2 separate regions of the Homo sapiens genome follow, and region 1 is linked to region 2. Evidence: chromatin loops called from intact Hi-C (ENCODE). Cell type or tissue: IMR-90. All regions are shown on one strand. Each heading gives the region's core, and the rest is flanking DNA. Links, peaks and the distances in the headings are about the cores only. Region 1 overlaps ST14 (ST14 transmembrane serine protease matriptase). Region 2 overlaps PRDM10 (PR/SET domain 10).

Region 1 (10,785 bases), core at 1,079-9,078, 290 kb after region 2:
GCACATGCCTGTAGTCCCAGCTACTCGGGAGGCTGAGGCAGGAGAATCGCTTGAACCTGGTAGGTGCAGGTTACAGTGAACTGAGATCACACCTCTGTACTCCAGCCTGGGTGACAGAGTGAGACTTCGTCTCAAAAAATAATAATAAAATAAAATAAAAACCATGAACCTTTCCTGATATCTCTGATCTCATTCCACATCTGTGCCTCCCTTTCCCCCCAGTGGGGTGGGCTCCGGCTCTGCAGTGCACGTGGAAAAGCTTCTGAATTGCTAAACCTATTCCATAGCCAGCAACAAACTTAGACACAACACAACATATTTTTCAATTCATTTTGGTCTTAGGTTATATAGCACTACATTAAAAATTTATTTGGGCTGGGCGTGGTGGCTCACGCCTGTAATCCCAGCGCTTTGGGAGGCCGAGGCGGGCGGATCACAAGGTCAGGAGATCGAGACCAGCCTGACCACCATGATGAAATCCCGTCTCTATTAAAAATACAAAAATTAGCTGGGTGTGGTGGTGTGCACTTGTAATCCCAGCTACTCAAGAGGCTGAGGCAGGATAATCGCTTGAACTCGGGAGGTGGAGATTGCAGTGAGCCGAGATCATGCCACCACCGCACTCCAGTCTGGGTGACAGAGCGAGACTCAGTCTCAATAAATAAATAAATAAATAAATTATTTGGATTGATTGTTCTGTTATTCCTCCTGTGAAAGATCAGGTTCGTAAGATAACTAATTTTTGGTCATCAGATTAAAAATGTATTCAAGGAAGGGGGGGTAAAGAGTTCAAGAGGGATTTCATACTGCAGCTGGAGGCACTTAGTAGTTTCTAGCTTAGGGTCAAGACCAAGTAAGAGCCGGCCCCATCGTCTTCTCGTAGCAGCAGCTGTGCCTCATCCATGCGGAATCCTCTGGGAACGCGCGGGGCCGCGAGGCCGTGTGCACAGACCCGAGTGACCGCGCAGTCTCATAGCGGCTCTCCCTACCAGGTACTCAGACCCCACGCAGTGGACGGCCTTCCTGGGCTTGCACGACCAGAGCCAGCGCAGCGCCCCTGGGGTGCAGGAGCGCAGGCTCAAGCGCATCATCTCCCACCCCTTCTTCAATGACTTCACCTTCGACTATGACATCGCGCTGCTGGAGCTGGAGAAACCGGCAGAGTACAGCTCCATGGTGCGGCCCATCTGCCTGCCGGACGCCTCCCATGTCTTCCCTGCCGGCAAGGCCATCTGGGTCACGGGCTGGGGACACACCCAGTATGGAGGTAAGCTTCGGGCTGACCTAGGGCTCCGCAGAGGGCCTGGGGCCTTTCTCCAAGGCCGTGTTTCCTCTGCGTGTCCGGTCTCGGGGCGGGGGGCTGCTCCAGTCTCCCTCTGCCTGGCAGAATGAGGCTGTCCAGGGCGGAATGGAGGCCTTTAGTAAAAGGGGCATGGGATTTGCAGCCTGGGCTCAGGATTGAAGGTTGGCTTTGCCCCTAACTAGCTGAGTGACCTTGAGCGAGTTGCTTAAGCTCTGATCCTGTTTGTGCATGCGCGTAATGAAGATAGCAACACCTTAAGCCCAGTGGTGCTTAAGGCACGTGAGGGGGTGGGTATGAAGGGAAGCAGGCCGTTAGTTGGCAAATGCTAGATTGAAAGAATCCACTGTACAGCATATGCTGAACATTTGTCGTCTTTGGAGAGGAAAGAAAACGAACAGGACTTACAGCTCCAATGCCCTCACAGAACCCCGCGGGCATTTGCGGCGCCTTCCCTCCGCCTCTCTGCTTCTTGTTCCCTCACCCCTGCTTGCCACGGCGTCTGTTCCCTCTCAACTCGCCTGGCAGATCTCAGCATGCCCCTGCTTCCTCTAGGTGGCTGCTATTGCCAGAGCCCACTGAGTAGACGCGGATTACCCGTTTGTCAGCCCCGGGCATCTGGGCTGTTCCAGAGTTTTCTAGTCCAATGACCCGTGGGGAGCGTCTCGAATGACGCTGCCCTCGAAGCAGCCCGGCTCTCAGCCCCGTCCTGCCCTCTCCCCAGGCACTGGCGCGCTGATCCTGCAAAAGGGTGAGATCCGCGTCATCAACCAGACCACCTGCGAGAACCTCCTGCCGCAGCAGATCACGCCGCGCATGATGTGCGTGGGCTTCCTCAGCGGCGGCGTGGACTCCTGCCAGGTGGCCCCCGGGGCAGGAGGGCGGCAGGTGGGCCCCGGGAGAGGCGGGACTGGGGACTCACGGCAGGGCTTGTCTCCGCCCAGGGTGATTCCGGGGGACCCCTGTCCAGCGTGGAGGCGGATGGGCGGATCTTCCAGGCCGGTGTGGTGAGCTGGGGAGACGGCTGCGCTCAGAGGAACAAGCCAGGCGTGTACACAAGGCTCCCTCTGTTTCGGGACTGGATCAAAGAGAACACTGGGGTATAGGGGCCGGGGCCACCCAAATGTGTACACCTGCGGGGCCACCCATCGTCCACCCCAGTGTGCACGCCTGCAGGCTGGAGACTGGACCGCTGACTGCACCAGCGCCCCCAGAACATACACTGTGAACTCAATCTCCAGGGCTCCAAATCTGCCTAGAAAACCTCTCGCTTCCTCAGCCTCCAAAGTGGAGCTGGGAGGTAGAAGGGGAGGACACTGGTGGTTCTACTGACCCAACTGGGGGCAAAGGTTTGAAGACACAGCCTCCCCCGCCAGCCCCAAGCTGGGCCGAGGCGCGTTTGTGCATATCTGCCTCCCCTGTCTCTAAGGAGCAGCGGGAACGGAGCTTCGGGGCCTCCTCAGTGAAGGTGGTGGGGCTGCCGGATCTGGGCTGTGGGGCCCTTGGGCCACGCTCTTGAGGAAGCCCAGGCTCGGAGGACCCTGGAAAACAGACGGGTCTGAGACTGAAATTGTTTTACCAGCTCCCAGGGTGGACTTCAGTGTGTGTATTTGTGTAAATGAGTAAAACATTTTATTTCTTTTTAGGTAAGTTTCTTTTCCTACTGGAGTTGCGCCCTCCTTCCTCCTTTTTCCTACTCGATTTGCAAGAAATTGGATGTACATTCCCCTCAGCACAGACCCTGGAGTCAGGCTGGGTGGGGCCCACAGTGCCGTTGCCTTCTCTAGGCCAGCAAGGGGCTGGTTTTGCTCTGACCTGTAGCTTCCAAGACCAGGGGCCTGGTGCCCTGGTAGGAGGGAAATGCGGGTTGGCGAGGTGGGGAGACGAATGTTGGGGGGTGCACTGGTGCCCAGGCCTGGGTCCAACCTAGGAGAGGGAGGAGCTTTGTCAGAGGAAGATGGGCGGAAGCGTGGCTTCGTGTTTGGTGGGGAGGTGGCCCTGTGAGCGCACACACTCACGGGGACAGATGTGAGTCTGGGCATGAAGACCTGGCTGTCTCTCTAGTGAAGGCTGAGCAGATGGGTCCCAAGGCCTTGGAGGAGGGGTGCTGCCTGGCTGAAGGGCACCCACACCTCCCGTGCCATCCCCCTTGATTTTTTCTTTTTTCTTTTTTTTTTTTTTTTGAGTCAGGGTCTTGCTCTGTCACCCAGGCTGGAATGCAGTGACATGATCACAGTTCATTGCAGCCTCAGTCTCCTGGGCTCAAGCTATCCTCCTGCCTCAGCCTCCTGAGCAGCTGGGACTAGAGGTGCCCACCACCACACCTGGCTAAGTTGTTTTTTTTTTTTTGTACAGACAGGGTCTCACTATGTTTCCCAGGCTGGTCTCGAACTCCTGGGCTCAAGTCATCTTCCCGTGTTGGGCTCGTGCTGAGCCACCACCCCCAGCCTCCCTAGATTTTTACTTAATAATTTAAAATATTTCCTCTCTTCTTGCTTGGTGGCCTGAAGGGACAATGTCAACAATCTGGGGAAGGCTTAGGGAGCTTTTGGGGGAACATTTGAGGGCTTCTTGTATGCTGATGCGCCACATGGGCTTGGGGCAGGGAAGAGGACCTGGGGAGAGAAATGACATGGCCAGTGTCAGGAGGGCAGAAGGTAGCCTTGGCTCACCGCTATGTCCCCAGCTCAGGCTTGTCTTAGAACATGCTGATATGTGTTTGTTCAATGAATGGTTTTTTGCCTGCCATGAGTTATGGAAACAAAAAGGAGGAAATATAGTCTGATTGGAGCAACACTGCAAGGCTTCTCGGGGGAGGTGGGGTTTGCAGAGCCTCTTTCATTTTAGCCTGAGTGTTTTACCTCTTTGAGGGAGGGAGTGTTGCCTAGAACCTGTGCGAGAATCTGTCGCATTTTCCTCCCTGGGGAGGGAAAGAACATCTGTTCTTACCAAGGCGTGGGAAGTAGAATGAGGATGATGCTGAAGGACTCCTGTGCGTGTTGTAAATGTCATTCCTTTTCTGCCCTGACATGGTCATTCCCACCTGATCGCATCGGACAGAAGTGCCCAGTGCAGGCGCTGAGGGAATGGTCTATGTTAAATGGAGAGGTTTCACGAGGCCTGTGTGTGGTCTGGTTCCTAAGTGTGCGTGAGCCTGGCAGCCGGGGCTTGGCCGGGGTGTAGACATGGTCATCCATGCAGTGGGATTCAGGGAGGCCAGCCCAGCCCGTGCCACTGCACCACCCTCAGCTCCATTGTGGCTTGACAGTGTTCTGGACTGCTCACTCCCCCCGGTCAGATTCCCACCCGGGGAGCAGGTGAAAACACAGATGGCTAGCCTTCAGGGTCATCCCACCCTTTCCGGGACTCTCTGCGGGAGGTCTGAGTGGGACAAGGCGTGTCGTCTGTGGCAGTGTTTCTCTCGGGAGGTCCCTGGGCAGGAATATCGAGATCTCCTGGGACTCATAGGTGCAGAGTCTCATGCTTCATCCAGACCTCCTGAACAGAAACTGGTGGGCCCGCTGGGTGGGGCCAGTGGCCTGTGCTCTAAGAAGCGTTCCTGTGAGGTTGGAGAGCACCGTTTTAGCAGTGGGTCATGCCATTCCAAGTGCCACGGAGCAGCAGCATCACCAGGTGCTCCATCAGATGCCCAGAGCCGCAGTTTGCAGGACATCCTTGGTCCTTGGGGGATCCTGGAAGCCTGCCTGAATGTCGAGAAGCATTTGAGCCCTGGAAAATCAATCATGTGTCAGTGCCTTTAAAAAGATTATGGGGCCAAATCCTGTGTTACTTCTGGCTGGAGTTCAGAAGATCAGGCTGAGACTCCCTAACTCGCCAGAGGCCAGACACATCACGCAGGCCCCGCGCCGATAGCTCTCACGAAGGCAGAAGTCTCTGGTCCAAGAGCCTGAGCTGACAGGGTGGGAATACCAGCAGGCTAGAGCCATTCCTCCTTGCTGAGGATGGCAGTCCAGACCTGCAGCAGCTGGGAGAGGCCAGAGGCCTGCGTAGGTCTGTGCTGACCAGCCTTTCCTTCACCCAGGTGAAGGCCACAGCAGAGGTCTGAAGGGTTAGAGGAGGAGGTGGGAGGGCCAGGCTGAGGGCCCCACGTGCACAGGTGCCCTGCACAGCAAGCTGGCCTCACAGGGGAAGAGTGCAGGGCTGCTGCTGCGCTCCCACAAGCTCAGTGCAGCCCCGCAGAGGCTTTCCCCTACTGACTAGCTGCTTTCGTTGCTGAGATCTCAAGATGATCCAACTCTCTGATCCCCCTAAACTACCTTGTATCGCCATTGTTTTAGCTAGGAATCATAACCATGTAAATTTAATGAAAATTTAACCCGACTCCTGCTTATTGCAGCCATGGCGAGTCCTACTCAGACCTAGAGTCTGCAGGAATCACAGTGAAATTTGGATTAGGAAGGACTTTATGGAAAAGGAAATGTTTAAAATCCTGGGCCCAGTTTGGAGGTCTCCAGAGACCTAGCGCTACGGACCCCAGGGGCTGAGAAGCTGTTGTTCAGGTCGACGGCCACACGGTGGCGATGTTGCGCCGTTCCAGGGCGTGGGCGCTCACGGGTGGGGCGGGGTGTCCGGGGCCGTCTGTTGTTGGCGGCTGCCTTCTGCTGCTTCCCAGTCACCTTTCAGGTAGTGAAATCGGTGCCTGGCTCAGGGTGAGCATGGAAGAGGCCCCCAGCCTGAAGCCTTTCCTGGCCAGCCCTTCAGCCCCTTTAGTGCCCCCACCTCCAGTCTGTAGCCAGGACCTGCTGGCTCTCTGGCATTGGGGCCTGGAGGACACATTCTCAGGGCAGGCTCTAAAGATGGCTTTTGAGATTGAGGACAGAGTGGTGACCTGTGGATGGCCACCAAGGTGGTGCCATCTCTAAGTGGAACTTTATCCCATGAGACACAACCGGCCCCAGAGACAACTGTGCAGGGCCATTTACCACACGTGGGCATGTCTGTCCATACACATGTACACAGGTATTCTGGGGGCAGAGGGGTGTGTACGTGCGTGCGTGTGCTTGCGTGTGTGTGCGCGTGTGTGTGTGTGTTGGGGATTGTGCAGTCCTGGAATAGACGGATTAGAATGTGCCACAAGAACATGACCTGGCTGCTACACCAGACGCCGTCTCCCTCCCCAGGAGCACCTGAGGGGCCTACAGACCCAAAGTTAGGTGCCTGTGACCAAACATTGCTTTTCACTTTTCATCAGTTTTGCAGGTTTGAGGCGTGTGTGTGTATGTGTGTGCATGTATGTGTGTATGTGTGTGCATGTATGTGTGTATGTGGGTGTAGGCGCGTGTGTGCACGTGTGCGTGCATGCATGTATGTGCGTGCATGTGTGTATGTGTGGTGTGTGTGTGCACATGCGTGCATGTGTTGCCCACCTGCAACTGCACGTTAGGGGTGTGTGTGTGCATAGTGTATGTGCGTGTGTGTGTGGTGTGTGTGCGTGCATGTGTGTATTTGTGTGTGTTGCTCACCTGCAATCACAGGTGAGGAAAATTGGATCTTCAGCCAGTGATTCTCAGATACTTGAATTTCTTGGAGCAGTGAGCTGAAAGGAGAAACACGGTCCAGCACATCCAGCGCTTATGAAGATCGCCTCCCGAGTGCTCTAAGGGCTTTCTGAGTCGTATTTCATTTCAACCTCACACAGCCCCATGGTCTTTCCCACTTTATAGATAGAACACCAAGGCACCAAAAATCTGAATAACCTGCCCAAAGGCCCCACACTCAGGAAATATGGTATTGAATGTCAGTGATTTGGCTCCAGAGCCAGCACTGTGCTCTATCATATCCATCTATATCACGCATATATACATCTATCTATCACATACATATCAGCACTGTGCTCTATCATACACATCCACACCGTGTACTATATATCAGTAGCATACTGTCACCAGCATTTCATAAAGAAAGGAGATCTTAACATGCTAACTGCAGGTAGGTCATACTGTTGGTATAAAAGACAGTCTTGTATTGCCAGGCACGGTGGCTCATGCCTGTAATACCAGCACTCTGCGAGGCCGAGGCAGGTGGATTGTTTGAGTCTAGAAGTTCGAGACCAGACCTGGGCAACATAGACATTTTTACCTGTCCGGTAAAAATGCAAAAAATTAGCCAGGCATGGTGGCGGGCTCCTGTAATCCCAGCCACTTGGGAGACTGAGGTGGGAGAATCACCTGAACCCAGGAGGTTGAGGCTGCAGGGAGCTGAGATTGCGCCACTCCTGCACTCCAGCCTGGGCAAACAGTGAGACCCTGTCTCAAAAAAGGAAAAAAAAGTATTTTAAATGCTTTAATTTTTGTGCAAACACTTGAAACTGTCTCAGCAGCAAATATGTGTGGATCAGCATTTGGGAATTGTCCTCCAATGAGTCCTCTTTCTTTTGGGAATCCTGACAAACCTTCCAGAGACCTTCAGGTTGTGAGATGTTCCTGCCAGAAGACCCATTTTCCAGGCTAGGGGTTTGCTCTAGGCTGGTCATGCACTTGTCTTCCATCTGCATTGCCACCCTCGATGGCATTGCTTCTTGGGTTCCTGGAGTCCACTCAGCCAGACGGAAGGTGATTTTCATTAGCCACGATGCCACCTCAATTTGCTCAGTGAGGATGGTTGATGGGGACAGGGAAGGGAGTAGAGTGTTGGTTGAAGGAGGTGAGGACAACAGCTATCTCAGGCCAGGCCACCGGGCCATTCCTCAGGGTGACAATCAGGAACGGAACTTGGAAAGGCCCCAAACACCACTAAGAATGATGAGACCAAACCCCAAAGAAGGAATGGGAGTATTTCTCCCCTGGTTTCATATCTTGGGACTGCCTAGAAGATGGTTCAAGCTGCTGTCCCATGAGATGACCAGCACAGCGTTGACAATGGGGGAAGACATCAGGGTGGGCATCCATTAGGGGTGTAGGGGGCACAGGTGCAACCCACAGCCAGGAGGTGCCTGCAGAGGGGCTAGCCTGGCTCTACGCCAGGGCTTGGCTGGCCACCAAGGAGAAGCCTGTGTATAGACACCTTCCCATGCAGGCTGTTCCCTGCCCTGCAAGCTGATGCGTATATGACACGAATTGCTTCTGTGACCTGATATGCCTACAGCGAGGACACTATATTTTGATAAAGAGATCCTCTTAGGATTTCAGCGGGCTTGACTATCCTTTTCCTATTTCTCTCCTTTTCTCCTCCAGAGGAATGTCTCCTCCCAAGTTCCACTGTCCTGTGCCTGCAACTCGGAGACCATGTGTTCATTCTACCCTTTCCACTCACTCCCATCGTTTCCTAAAAAGCCACTGTCCAGAGCTGCTTGCGGGTATGGGTGGGACTCAGCTCCATTGTCTGTTTATTCCATAGTCTCAGCACCTTCCAGCGGGAGGGATGTGTGTGTTTTCCTAGGATGGAAACTTAGCTCTCCCTTGCCCTTGGCTTGGCTGCAGGCTCCCTCCCCGACGCGCTGCTTTCACCTTGGAGGTTATCACTGTTCCCCTGCCCACACCCCTGGATCAAGAATAACCCAGCCTCTGCGCCAGACCCTCTGGAACTTCATATGGTCTCGTTTAACTCAATAGGGAAAGAGCTCAACAGGGAAATTCTACCACCCTCAGCCTGTGTGCTTTTTCCACAGAGCTCTGAGGTTGCAGTGTGAGGGAGGGGGTCGAGGGACCAGGCCCACCCAGGAAGGGTGGAGAAGATCTCAGTCTTCATGCAGAAGGACATTCGGAGGACAGCTCCCAGAATACACTGGGTATCTGACACCTCTTTGCAGCTCATAATCCAATTCCCATCCAAATCCCAATGAAGACAAATAGGACAGAAGAAATGTATAGGCATAAACTAGGAAAAAAATGAAATCTGTTTGACACATGTGACTCTGTTGCAAAAGAATGGGTAACAAGCTTACTTGAATGAGCCAAGGGAAAGGATGAGAGAAGCAGCCGCTCATTAATTCAACAAATCAGGCATCTGTGACTGCGGAAAGGGCACCCGGTGTAGGCTGGGGGCATCGGGCCCCCAGATGAGGCAGACACTTGGGAAACAAGGTCCTGGGCACGTCTGGGCGGGCAGACAGGTCACATTCCTGGCAGGGTCAGGTCACGGGGTCTGGCCGACCAGCCTGAGCCGAGCACAGGAAAGGTGCCTCTCTGGGGCCTTCTGGGGTGTGTGCGGGGACCTTTATGACCCTCCAAGGCTCAGTGGAGTTGCTGTTTCCCAGGAAAGCAGCTGCCTGAGGGACATCCTTTCAGAACTGGAACCTCACGGTTGGAAAGAACCTGAAATTCAAGGTGACCTACGCCAGATGCCCACGAGGCATTTTAATCCGTCCTAATGTGGGAGCACGGACAGGCCCGTCCAGCCTGGGACCCCACTGTGCTTCCACCCCGTCTTTGTGCCCCTGACCTTGCCAAGTGGGATGCCAAGCGGCCTCTTCCTGTCCCCTGCGCTGGATGTGAGAGCTGGAGAGGCCCTGGAAGAGTGACTGCTCCAATCTGTATGTCAAAGAAGTGTCAGGGACTCTGGCGGCGTGGATGCATCCTCTCACTTCACCTCTCACTTCAGCGTCATCACAGTCCTCGGGAGTGGGTTCTGTCATTCCCAGTTATAGGAGAGGACGCTGTGGCCGTGCAGATAGAGAGCCTGCTGCTCACGGTTCCTCAGTAGGGGAAGAGAAGGGTGCACCTGGGCCACTGGGTCCACCCGCACAGCCTCCTGCAGCCAATGCATGCTCCACCTGGGGCTTTAGGTGCTGGAGCCAGGACCTCTCTCGCCAGGTCATAAACTCACTGGCTTAGGCACACGTGGAAAAGGCCAAAACAGACTTTCGCTGGCAGGACTCCAACCCGGCTCCATTAGCATTTCAAAATCTTCCCCATGTCCTTTCTTTCCTTGGCCACCCCCAGCAGCCCCTGGGCATTTCCCTCTCTAAGGGGCCAAACCATCTGCTTCGTCTTACTCCTCTGCCTGGGGCAGTGTGGACTGGAGGGAGAATATGTTTCCTTGAGGTCTTGGCCGTGGGCACTAGAACAACATGTTCTGTCCTCTGATTCAGGAGGATCAGCCTGTGACCCTCGTCTTCCTCCCTGAGCAGTTCAGTTCTGCTGAAGGCTGCTTGGCCTTGCGGGAAGCTTAAGCAAAGGGAACAGAGGCCAGGGGTGATGGGGCGGGCCTCGGACTGGAGCCTAGAGGGGAAGGGCTGGAGAGAGATTCTGCAGGGCCGGCCCCTGTGCCCAGATTTTCCAGTCCCAAAGAAGACCCACAAACTGGACCTGTGTGGGGGGCACAGAAATATTCCTGCATCATCAGTAACAAGGATTTTCACTGGGACCTGGGGACATGTAGCAAGACCCAAGCTGAAAATATAATTCCATTTTGTTCTAATTCAAAGGCTTCTGAAAAACGAATGAGTGGTTCACAGCTTGAACTATTTTGTTGGGTATTTATTTTAAACAAAAGACATTTAATTTTTTTTTTTTCTTTTCTGAGAT
Region 2 (10,785 bases), core at 1,444-9,443:
TACAAATTAGCAGTCACCACAAGCCTCCAAGAGACATTTGAGTTGCTGGAACACTAGGACGCAGACATGTTAAAAGTGGCTGGGAGTTACTCTGTTCACTAGCAAATATGTGCATTCCAATGAACCTTGGTTTAAAATGACCATTAAATAGGAAAGATACATACCGACTTTTGAGAATAAAGACTGTGCATTTATGTAGAGGAGATTAAAGAGAACACGGAACAAGCCTGGCATAAAAGAACTTCAGACAAATTGATAACAGGTAATATTAGATTTTAGAAGCCAGTGTAGGCCGGGTGTGGTGGCTCATGCCTGTAATCCTAGCACTTTGGGAGGCCGACAAGGGCGGATCACCTGAGGTCAGGAGTTTGAGACCAGCCTGGCCAACATGGTGAAACCCTGTCTCTATGAAAAATATAAAAATTAGCTGGGTGTGGTGGCACACGTAATCCCAGCTACTCAGGAGGCTGAGGCAGGAGAATCACTTGAATCTGGGAGGTGGAGGCTGCACTGAGTTGAGATCACACCACTGCACTCCAGCCTGGGCAACAGAGCAAGGCTCTGTCAAAGAAAAAATGCCATGTGTATACTCAATTCCCACACCTTTCAGCAAACATTATATTTTTCTAAATCCCAAAAGAATTTAAGTAAGAATCTCTATCTTATGGATTTAGAACTTCTCACCTTACAGAATTAGAAGTTCAAGTAAACAAATCCATTGTTCACTATGATGGAGCATGGGGCCCAGGGCTCAGCTCCTGGTTTCACTATTTAGTGACACATGCTGATGTGAGTCCATGGAGAGAATCAGGCAGAGCCCATCCTGAATAAAAACAAAGTGCCAGCTCCCTGATCCAGTGAGGCTTTCTGCTCTGGGACACATGAATAAATTGTTATTAGTCCCATAAAGACTCTGAGGCTTTCTACAAATCCAGTTCTTCCCACCTTTCAGCACAGGGACTTTTTTAAGGACTTCATTTTTCAGCACATTTACTCAACAAATATTCCTTGAGGGCCTACCCAGTATCAGGGAGCAGGATAAGGGCCGAGCTCCAATGCTGGGCCTCCCTCACCCACCTGCCTCTTCTGCTGCAATGCATACGACCCAACTCTTTCTTCCTATCCCACCCGCCTTCATTTCTGGAAAGCCCAGGAGGGAATGTTCAGCGCTTTGTAGGCTACAGTAGGATTTGGATTAAGGACACTGCCCTACGTGACAGTATCTTTCTTTAGTGTGGATACAATGGCAAAGCACTGTTGCATTGCCACTTTTTTTCTTTTCCTTTTCCTCCAACTCCTCTCGCATTCCCACTTTTTTCTAAGCATCAACATTCACTAGTTCCCGTCTATTCCCTTTAAACAACCAACTGACCTTAACCGAATCATCACATAAATTTCAAAGCCTAACACAAATACCACACCATGCTATGCACATCGTGACGGGCACACATTTGTTGGATGCCAAATCTCCATGAGGCCTTTCCATCCTAACATCCCCCAAACCAAATCCGCTATCTGCCCCCACTCCTTCTGCCTAAGTCGTGCTTTTTGGTATCAGCGGTGTTCCCAAACATCTAGCCTCTCAAGCTGCAAATCTCCATTCCTTGCTGTCCACCCTTCCCCCTTCCACCCAAGTGCAAGTTCTTGTCAGCCTCCCATGACGCCTGTCTTGAACATGGCCCCTCTTCTCCACACCCACTGCCTCGGCCTGAATTAGCCCAGCTCTGAAACGCTGGTAAGTCTAATTACTTAGCACAGCGCGCTAGCTTAACCCGCTTCCCTGGCTTCCTCTTGCCACACCCTCCATCAGTCCCCTTCTCCCAATCTCCCGAACGTGGCATCACCACTCCCTGCTGCTCCCTCTGCTTGAGATGCCAATATTCCTCCCTCACTCCTCACCTCTCCCTTTCCCTAGCTGGCAAACTGTTTCCCACCCATGAATGGATTCAAAAGTGTCACCATATCTATGAGGTCTCCCCTATACCCCAAATCAGTGAATCCCTCTCACAGCATTTTTGAGATGGAGTCTCGCTCTGTCACCCAGGCTGGAGTACAATGGCATGATTTCGCCTCACCACAACCTCCGCCTCCCGGGTTCAAGTGATTCTCCTGCCTCAGCCTCCTGAGTAGCTGGGATAACAGTCATGCACCACCACGCCTGGCTACTTTTATATTTTTAGTAGAGATGGGCTTTCTCCATGTTGGTCAGGCTGGTCTCGAACTCCCAACCTCAGGTGATCTGCCCACCTTGGCCTCCCAAAGTGCTGGGATTACAGGCGTGAGCCACCGCACCCGGCCACTTTATTCTTTTCTCTATTCTAGTGTGAGCTCCCTGAAGTTGGAAGGTCCCACCTTGACTTCAATGCTGCCCTCATGGAGCTTATACTTAGCAGGACAGGCAAATGCAATACACAAATGCTATGACAGGGTCACCAGCAAAAGGCCCTGTGGGAATTGGTGGGAGAAGCAGCAGTTAATCCAGGGATCAGGAAATGCCCCATATGAAGTGACATTAGCCAGGTGAAGGAATATGACAGTTTGAAAATGCATTTCAAGTCAGGAGGAGGAGTGAGAGCAAGTGCAAAGGCCCAAGGAGAGAGAGTATGCCACACCTGGGTAAAGCTATGGAGTTCAGGTCACCCTGAGCACACGGGGAGGCAGGAACCAGAGAGGCTGGCAGGAGCCAGATCCTGTAGCATCTTAGAAGTAACAAGAACTTCGGGATTTATCTGCGTGAAGAGCTATTTAAGAGTTTTTCAGAAAGGACATGACATCAGAGCTGTTCTCTAGAAAAATTACTCTGATTCTACTTTGAAAATATGCCAGGAAGGTAGGTGGTAGTGGTTTTGTGCTGGGTCAACTTGGCTAAGGGGAACTACATTTGAAGGGAGTCTTCTTCCCAGCATGGTTCCGAGTTGGGGTTAGCCAAAGAGAAACTCAGACCAGCCTGGAAGGTGGAAAGGAAGCAGCTCCGTGCTGCTCTAGACGGTGTCATGTAGAGGTACCTGTGGGTCCCTACTTATCCTCTCTTTCCCACCCAGCCACCAGCTGTCTTCCTGACTGCCAGCCCTGCTGGCCAGCTCCACATCCACCACCAGATGCAGTGACACAGTCTTTCACAGACCACACCAGCTCTCCTTCCTGGGCCCCTCTGCAGGAGGAAGTGCTTGGTTCCCAGATTCCCAGGTAACTTCCCATTTGACCACCCAGACCAGTACTTCTGTGGGCATACTGCTGACTTCCGACCTCCCAGCTTCTCCCTTCAACCCTCACTTCTCCATCTTCTCCTATAATTAAGTTCTTAGTCCTGTAAGAAAATCTTCTTCTGTAACATTCACAGTGGCTTTGCTTCCCTGATTGAACTGTGGTTGAATATACTGGGTGAAAGTAAAAGAGAAAATGAAAGCAAGCAAAGAAATTTTAAAGAAATATTCCAAGGTGTTAAAATATGGTATCTGGCACAAAATGAAAAATCAAAAAACACTGGCTGGATGGGATGGATGGATGGCCAAACAGTATCGCAAAACAGGAATCCTTTTAGATATGATTTTTTTTAAGAACAGAAAAATCCCAGACCTACTTATACTTTTCACACTGGAGTTCTCTACGGAATTCTAAATTGTGCTGTTATATATTCAAAGCCATTAAATTATATTCTATAACACACTTACCATAAAACCAGCTTTGCAAACTCTATTTCTCTTTAATTTCTTTGCATCTGTTACAAATATACCCTTAGTTTTCCTCTCCTGAATCAATTTCTGATTCTTTTCCAGTTTCTATGAGAGTGTGACCTACAATCATTTTCAGCAGAAGGTCTTCCAGTGACATTTTTGCAGAATCACCTTATTTCCCAATGAAGCATATTTCATTGTTTTTACATTTATTTATTTAACTTTTATTTCTGGGTCCCCTGCAGGGTTTTGCTCGGCTTCTTCTAAGTTCCAGGTGGGTTACGGATACTCATAATGTTTTAATCTTTGAGGTCATTAACATTCTCCAAAGTAGTCTAAGCCTTCTCAGCATTCTTCAGATTTCCCACCTGAATTAGATGAGCGTCCTGCTGGCTGCAAGGCTCAATTACGGGCTCTTATACTTCATCAGTGCTCAACAAAAACCTCCTGATCTGAATGTTAAGTAAAGGTTTTGGTCTGTTAGGAAATCTCAATAGCGATTTAGTTATACTTGTCATTATACATTTGGATTCTTTTAGGAGATGATGCATTTTTACTCTACTTGTTTGGGGATTTGAATTAACTATTTTGAGGAAATGAGTAAGTTTTCCCCCTTAATTTTATAACTAAGTCAAACACAAGGCCCAAAGAGTATCTCAGGTCCAGTTCATCAGAGGTGGGTGATAAACTGATGAAATGAACAGGCATTTACCCTCAGCTTGCTATAATTCCAGTGGCCACGAGAACCACCTTGGGCTGTGCCTTGGTGTCATACCTTAAATTGCTTCCCACAGGTGGAACACAGGAAGTCTTTGCGGTCCGAATGCCGGAGCATGTGGAGTCGCAGTTTATCGGGGCGACAGAAGGCCTTGTCACACTCTGTGCACTGGTAGATCTTTTCTGAGTGGAAGCTGCGCACGTGTTTTTTCACCTGGTGATAAGAACCACAGGAAAATTCAGGGGACGCAGGCACCAAATGAAATGACCAAAGGCAGCTTGTCAACGCTAGAGGGAGCCAAACGCATTACCATGGGTTTTCATCAACCCCGCCGAGGAATCCAATCAGATGTGATAATTGGCCTCAATAACACATACTGTCCCTGTCACAAAGAAATAAAACAAGTAGCCAGAAAGCCTTAGAAATCCGAACCTCCCCGATGACTTGAAACGTGAGAGAGAGAGAGAGAGAGAGAGAGAGAGAGAGAGAGAGAGAGAGAGAGAGTGCTTGCTTGGTCAAAGCCCTGATCACTTGAAGCCCATTTTTTAAAGATAAAAAGCAAAAGTTCCTTTGGGTTTAAATGAAATCTTGCTAAAAAGGATCTATAGGAAGACAAAAACCAATTCTTCCTTACTTTTCTCCGTCTTTAATCTGCACAGAAGCAATTTAGCCCCTTTTGATCCTTTTACATCTTCTTATAAAATTAAGTTCTGAAGAATTAAAGACATGAATGAGTGGATACAGAAGACATTACCGGTTTGTGAGAGCAATATGACGCTGGCGTCACTTCTCAACTGGGACTTACTTCCCTTACTTTTAGATAAATAAAGGAATAGGGCTTCTGAACTCTCTTAGCCACACATATCCAATGAGAAAGAGCTGAGGATGGAAGCTAAGTAGTGAGTCTTACCAAACTATTCCTATAAGATAGTTTGCTTCATTATTTTTGGAGTTTCTTTTGCCATTAAATTATGCCTTAAAGCAATCTTTCTACTAGTTTGTGTGAAGTGAGAAAATTTCCAAGACTCTCAACACTAGCAGAACTAAAATTAAATCCCTAGTCTTCTTTTCCTTTGGTAATTGAAAAAGTGTATTTTTACAAAATGTTTCGTTATTCACTGACTAGCACAGGAAAATCTTATCACTTAAAGTCCAAATGAAATCATGAGTATTCTGAAATTTATCTTCACCCATTTTGCTCCAACAAAGAATACACTACAGGGGAGGAGGCAGTCGGTTCCTGATACAAAAGTATATTATATACCAACTTTCTCTTTGTTTCCTTCCAAAATGTATGGCCTTGGTTAAAGCAAGCAGGAAACCACAGTAGTAGTAGGGAGATGTTCCCAGCCCCTCAGAAACGGGAGTATGTCTTCTACAGGCTCGGTATATTTTATAAGCAATAGACATTGACATGGATTATGAAAGACTTTTTAAAAATTATAATAGATCTGGGTGTTTATTACTTGTAACTTAAACACTTCAATGTCAATGTCTGATCTGGACAATTAAGGGTCATAATAATCTTGTGTATAAAAGTAGTTTGATTGAAGAAATATTGTTCTCAATTGTAAAGTTGTTTCAAAGAAGGGATGGAAATGCAGGTGCTAGGCAGTCTCGGTTTTCCAAAAATCGAAGTTTCTTTTACCAAAAGAAGGAAGCAGACAGGAATCTCAGTAGTAGACACTCACCTGGATAAAATCTGGGAACCGTTTCTTACAAGTTGGGCAGGTGAAGTAGCCATCATTGATATGAATGGCCACATGATCTTTCAACAAATCAAGGCGGTCAAAGGATTCTGGGCAAAAAATGCAAGAGTAAGTCTTCTGGTCTGAGTGGAGCTTCATGTGGCTCTCCAAGGATGTGCTGCTGATGAAGCCCTTGTTACAGAGATCACAGGTCAGTGGGCAGTTCCCCTCCCGCCCATGGAAGCGTAAGTGCTGGTCCAGTTTGTCCTTTTCCCGGAAGGCCTTCCCACACTGCAAGCATTTAAAAGGCCGGAAGGACTTCCGAATAAACAGATGCTGAAGAGCTGCATTCTGAAAGACATACACAAATGTGATCATTTAGTGATGAAATTAAGAGTGCAACTGGATCACACTTTTACAGAGAAAGAGAGGATGATCTCTGCAATCACAGACTTCCCATAGAAGTTCAACTCTAGGACACACACAGTTGAAAGGAGATTTTTCTGGTGAAGACACTGAAAATGAAGCCATCCTCAAAGAAGCTCATCTTAAAGAGATGAAATTTTTTTGTGTTTTGTTTTACATCTATGTATGTGGGTTTTCTTTTGAAAGGGTTTAAGTAACAAAAAAAGTGTTCCCAATAGAAGACTTGTATAATAAAACAAATCCCACAGTGGAACAGGATAAAAATGGAAGATTTGGAGGAAAAGACTTAGGTTAAGTCACACATGCAGGAATCAGGCTGGAGCAAGTCAGTCAAATGTTACTTGTTGAAATCCATGAGAAAAAGAATTTGAAGCTTGATTAAAACATTTAGCAAAAACAAAACAAACAAACAAACAAACAAAAAAACAATAAAAAGAACTGAAGGGTAGTCCTTGCCAGCGGCAGGATGGAGAAGGAAATGGATACCAGGTTTCTTTTGGGGGTAATGGATACCAGGTTTCTTTTGGGGGTGATGAAAGTGTGCTGGAATTAGAGAGTGGTGAAGATTGCACAGCTTCAGAATGTTCTAAAAACCACTTTAAAGGGTAAACTTTATGCCACGAGAATTTCTTGAAAGGATTCAGATTTATGTGAATGGGACATGAGCACATGTCGTAAATGGAATATATGCATTTCATCACTTTCTACTTAGAAAACAGAAGGTAAGGTTCCAGAATAGCTAGTTAGTTCTACTGGTTAGAATGCCATGCTAACAACGTTAAGCTCATCACACTGTTCCTGCCTCGACCAGGCAATTCTGCTCTTTGTTTTCAGGCACAGATTGCACTTGTAATGCTGATTGGCCATCTTGTAAATTCATGCAATTGTTATAGGGCATCCAAGTGGGAGAGTACGGGTACTCAGTGCAAACCCATCGCCACTACTGGAAAATCTACTCATGCTCTACTGACAGCAGATCGACAAAATCACCTCACACAGAGAATGCAGAATCAATCTTTCAGTTATGCTTACAATGAAGACTCATTCATCCGTTCCTCAGAACACTGAGGGAAAGCTCTAGATTGCTACAAGGGGGGGAAATCCTTCAAGTATATCTGTGAATGGCTGTGCCTATGTAGCTACAAATGAACAGTAATTGAAGGATTAATGGAGATCTTAGTGCGATCTTAACTTCAAATTACTTGTAAGCATCAACTTTTAAACTAAATTTAATGTGAAATCATCATGTGAGGAAAACAAAATAATTATTTTTGATTTAGTGGAATTTCTAGACATAATTACTATGTAACAAGAGATTTCCTTCTCAGGGCTTCTCTAACCGGGCTAGGAGAAAGATTTTTAAGCTGCTACCTACTCACTTATCTTGAGTAGATAAACAGCAATTCTGTGATCTTCTTCAGCTGATGGGGCTGCTTCAGGGGATGTATCATACTTTATTCTCCTTTGTATCCAGATCCCTTAATAAATTGCTTAGCTTATAGGAAGTCTTCAAAAGTAGTTTGAGAATCAGTGAAATATATTTCATATGAAACTCAAAAAAATGATTTCAAGGATTTTTCTACAGCATCTGCAGAGATTTTTAAGAATAGGTCTTTCTTGGCTGGGCACTGTGGCCCATGCCTATAATCCCAGCATTCTGGGAGGCTGAGGCGGACAGATCACCTGAGGTCAGGAGTTTGAGACCAGCCTGGCCAACATGGTAAAACCCTGTCTCTACCAAAAATACAAAAATTAGCCAGGCGTGGTAGCAGGCACCTGTAACCCCAGGGCTGTAATCCCAGCTACTTGGGAGGCTGAGGCAGGAGAATCGCTTGAACCTGGGAGGTGGAGGTTGCAGTGAGACTCTGTCTCAAAAAAAAAAAAAAAAAAAAAAAAAAAAAAAAAAAAAAAGCATAGTTTTTTCTCAAATCAGCCACAGGGCTTGCTTTCACTTCTGTGTAGTTCAGTAGCCACCTCATCTTTTTAACTCTGTCTGGATACTAATTTTACATAAAAGCTTTACTATTTTGTCCACTTTCAAAACTTTACGGAAATATTGCTGATGAACCAATACTATTGTGAGGTTCAAAGATGCAAGATTCAGAGCACTTTTGCCATGTAGGAATCTTTTCCTTTATCCAAGTTCATTGAAGTGTCCAAGAACAGACACAATGCACATTGACTGTGGTCCCACTGAGGATGCCATTTCTCCTTGGGTGCCAAATCCAGAACTCAGTTTTGTTTTGGTCCATTATGCTAATCAGTCTTCTGTCATTTCTGATTAGTGTGAGTACCTTCAGCCACTTGATTTAAACTGAGCCACCACCTGGCTCCACTTTCTTGGCTCTATTGACAAACTTTATCATCTTTTCAATTTCCATGGAGCCCTGAACATTGTCTGCACTCAAGAACTAGATTGTATTTCTCTGATCTAATGATACTAATGGGATGGTCATATTACAAGGTCGTAAAAATGCTGAAACTGTCCCCACCCGTTGACCCACTTGCAGGCCATTTCTGTTCTAAGGTGTCTTCTGTAGCTCAGAGCCACAACCCGTACACATTTCTAGAAGAAATCATGACAAATGTCGGAGAGAGCGCACAGATCCACTCTAGTTCTTCTGCTTTCCTGAGTTCGTCAGGCAATCCACCACACTCTACATATATATCAGCTACTCTAGGGATACCAAAATCGTATTGTTGCTAAATTCTGTGATTTGGGATTCAACTCACATTGCAATGAATTCTAAGACAACAGATTATTTGTAGACAGAGATCATAAAATGTTTCTAAAGTTTAGGGGGTTTGTTTGTTTTTTAGAGATGGGGTCTTTCTCCATCGCCCAGGCTGGAGTGTTATGGCATGATCATAGCTAACTGCAGCCTCGACCTCCTGGACTCAAGCAATCCTCCCACCTCAGCCTCCAGGGTAGCTGGGACTTATAAGTACATGCCACCACGCCTGACTAAAATGTTTCTAAAGTTTGATATTAATGGCTAAAAGAACCTAAATTATTGATCAATTTTCATATTATTTTAATCCTGACACAAAAAAGAAATCAAACAATCATGTTTGTTGATTTGGGGTTTTGGGGGGGTTTTTTGAGACATGGTCTCACTCCATTGCCCAGGCTGGAGTGCAGTGGCACAATCACAGCTCACTGCAGCCTCGACTTCCCAGACTCAGAGGATTCTCTCATCTCAGCCTCCTGAGTAGCTGAGACTACAGGTGCCTGCCACCATGTCCACCTATTTTTTTGTATTTTTTTTTAGTAGAGACAGGGTTTCACCACGTTGCCCAGGTTGGTCTCGAACTCCTGGGCTCAAGCAATCCACCTGCCTCAGCCTCCCAAAGTGCCGAGATTATAGGTGTGAGACACTATGCCTGGCAGTTTTGGGGTCTTTTAAACAACTTTCCTTTGGACAATTTTCTGCCCACTTTGAAAGCCTTTGGTTGGCCAGCCCTGCCCAACTCGGCTCACTCTGCACCATCCTTCCACTGCACCCCTGCTAGGGCCAGGCTCATGTCTGCACTGTCCCAACCACAGCAAGAACCTCCTGTGTCTGGGCCTCTGATCCTATGGCTATCATTCTCTGAAACAGTCTACCTTCCTCCTCTCTTTCAAGGGCTAGTCTAAGTCTCACCTTATCCAAGAATTATCCTGACTCCTCTATTTTACTTCAACCTTTCACTCTTCCAAGTTATACTTTTACATTTAACACCTAACTGTAAACTCCCCTACATTAGTATTGATTTCCTACTTAGACTGCAAGCTCAAGTGAAAATTCTATTGTGTACCTAGCATAGTGCCAAATAGACAGTTAGAACTCAACACTATTGCATAAGTCATTCCAATGGTTTTAGCGCTGGAAGGGACCTTGGAGATCACTTAGTCCTACCCTTCATTTTGTATATGAGGAACCTGCAGCCCACAATTTATTCCTTGATCTATTTACAAATAAATTATCATTATTCATTAATTTGCATTTACTGTAGCAACCAAACTGTGGTTTCCACCAGGATTTAGTAAGTACAGGTTGCAAAGAACAGCAGGTCAGGCAAACAAGTAACATTCTGTTATGTGAAACACAGGAAACAAACCTACCTGCAGCTCCAACTGAGCAGGCAGCATTAGAGGAGAGAAAAATAGTTACATTACCAATTGGATTGGAAGACTTCCCTTCAGTTGGTCATTACCAATCTGGATAGAAAAGATGAAAAAATACATAGCCCTACTTTTTAGAATGTGTGAGAGAAAAAAAAACAAAATAGCTCAACT

Evidence for each region. Peaks named below come from ENCODE experiments on the same cell type or tissue, not always from the same donor. Only the 100,000 strongest peaks of a DNase experiment are listed, where the experiment ranks them.
Region 1: it touches region 2 in a loop (10-fold over the local background); 5 of 110 quality-filtered maps call a loop at or near these places.

What each region holds. Positions count from the first base shown.
Region 1 is chr11:130,207,418-130,218,202 of GRCh38, forward strand. It overlaps ST14 (ST14 transmembrane serine protease matriptase), which reads left to right. Exons shown (of 19, transcript NM_021978.4): 17 at 993-1,267; 18 at 2,025-2,161; 19 at 2,245-2,945. The coding sequence ends at 2,406. Among named protein-coding and RNA genes, the nearest start is that of ST14, 53 kb to the left of the region's middle. RefSeq lists an enhancer at 2,193-2,692. In IMR-90, for the core only: a CTCF peak has its summit at 5,835 (motif pointing right); no DNase peak of the experiment used is centred there; H3K27me3 peaks cover 3,746 bases.
Region 2 is chr11:129,918,799-129,929,583 of GRCh38, forward strand. It overlaps PRDM10 (PR/SET domain 10), which reads right to left. Exons shown (of 21, transcript NM_199437.2): 12 at 6,084-6,431; 13 at 4,450-4,605. Among named protein-coding and RNA genes, the nearest start is that of NFRKB, 29 kb to the left of the region's middle. RefSeq lists a silencer at 4,663-4,762 and an enhancer at 7,138-7,639. In IMR-90, for the core only: a CTCF peak has its summit at 4,686 (motif pointing right); a DNase peak (open chromatin) is centred at 4,693.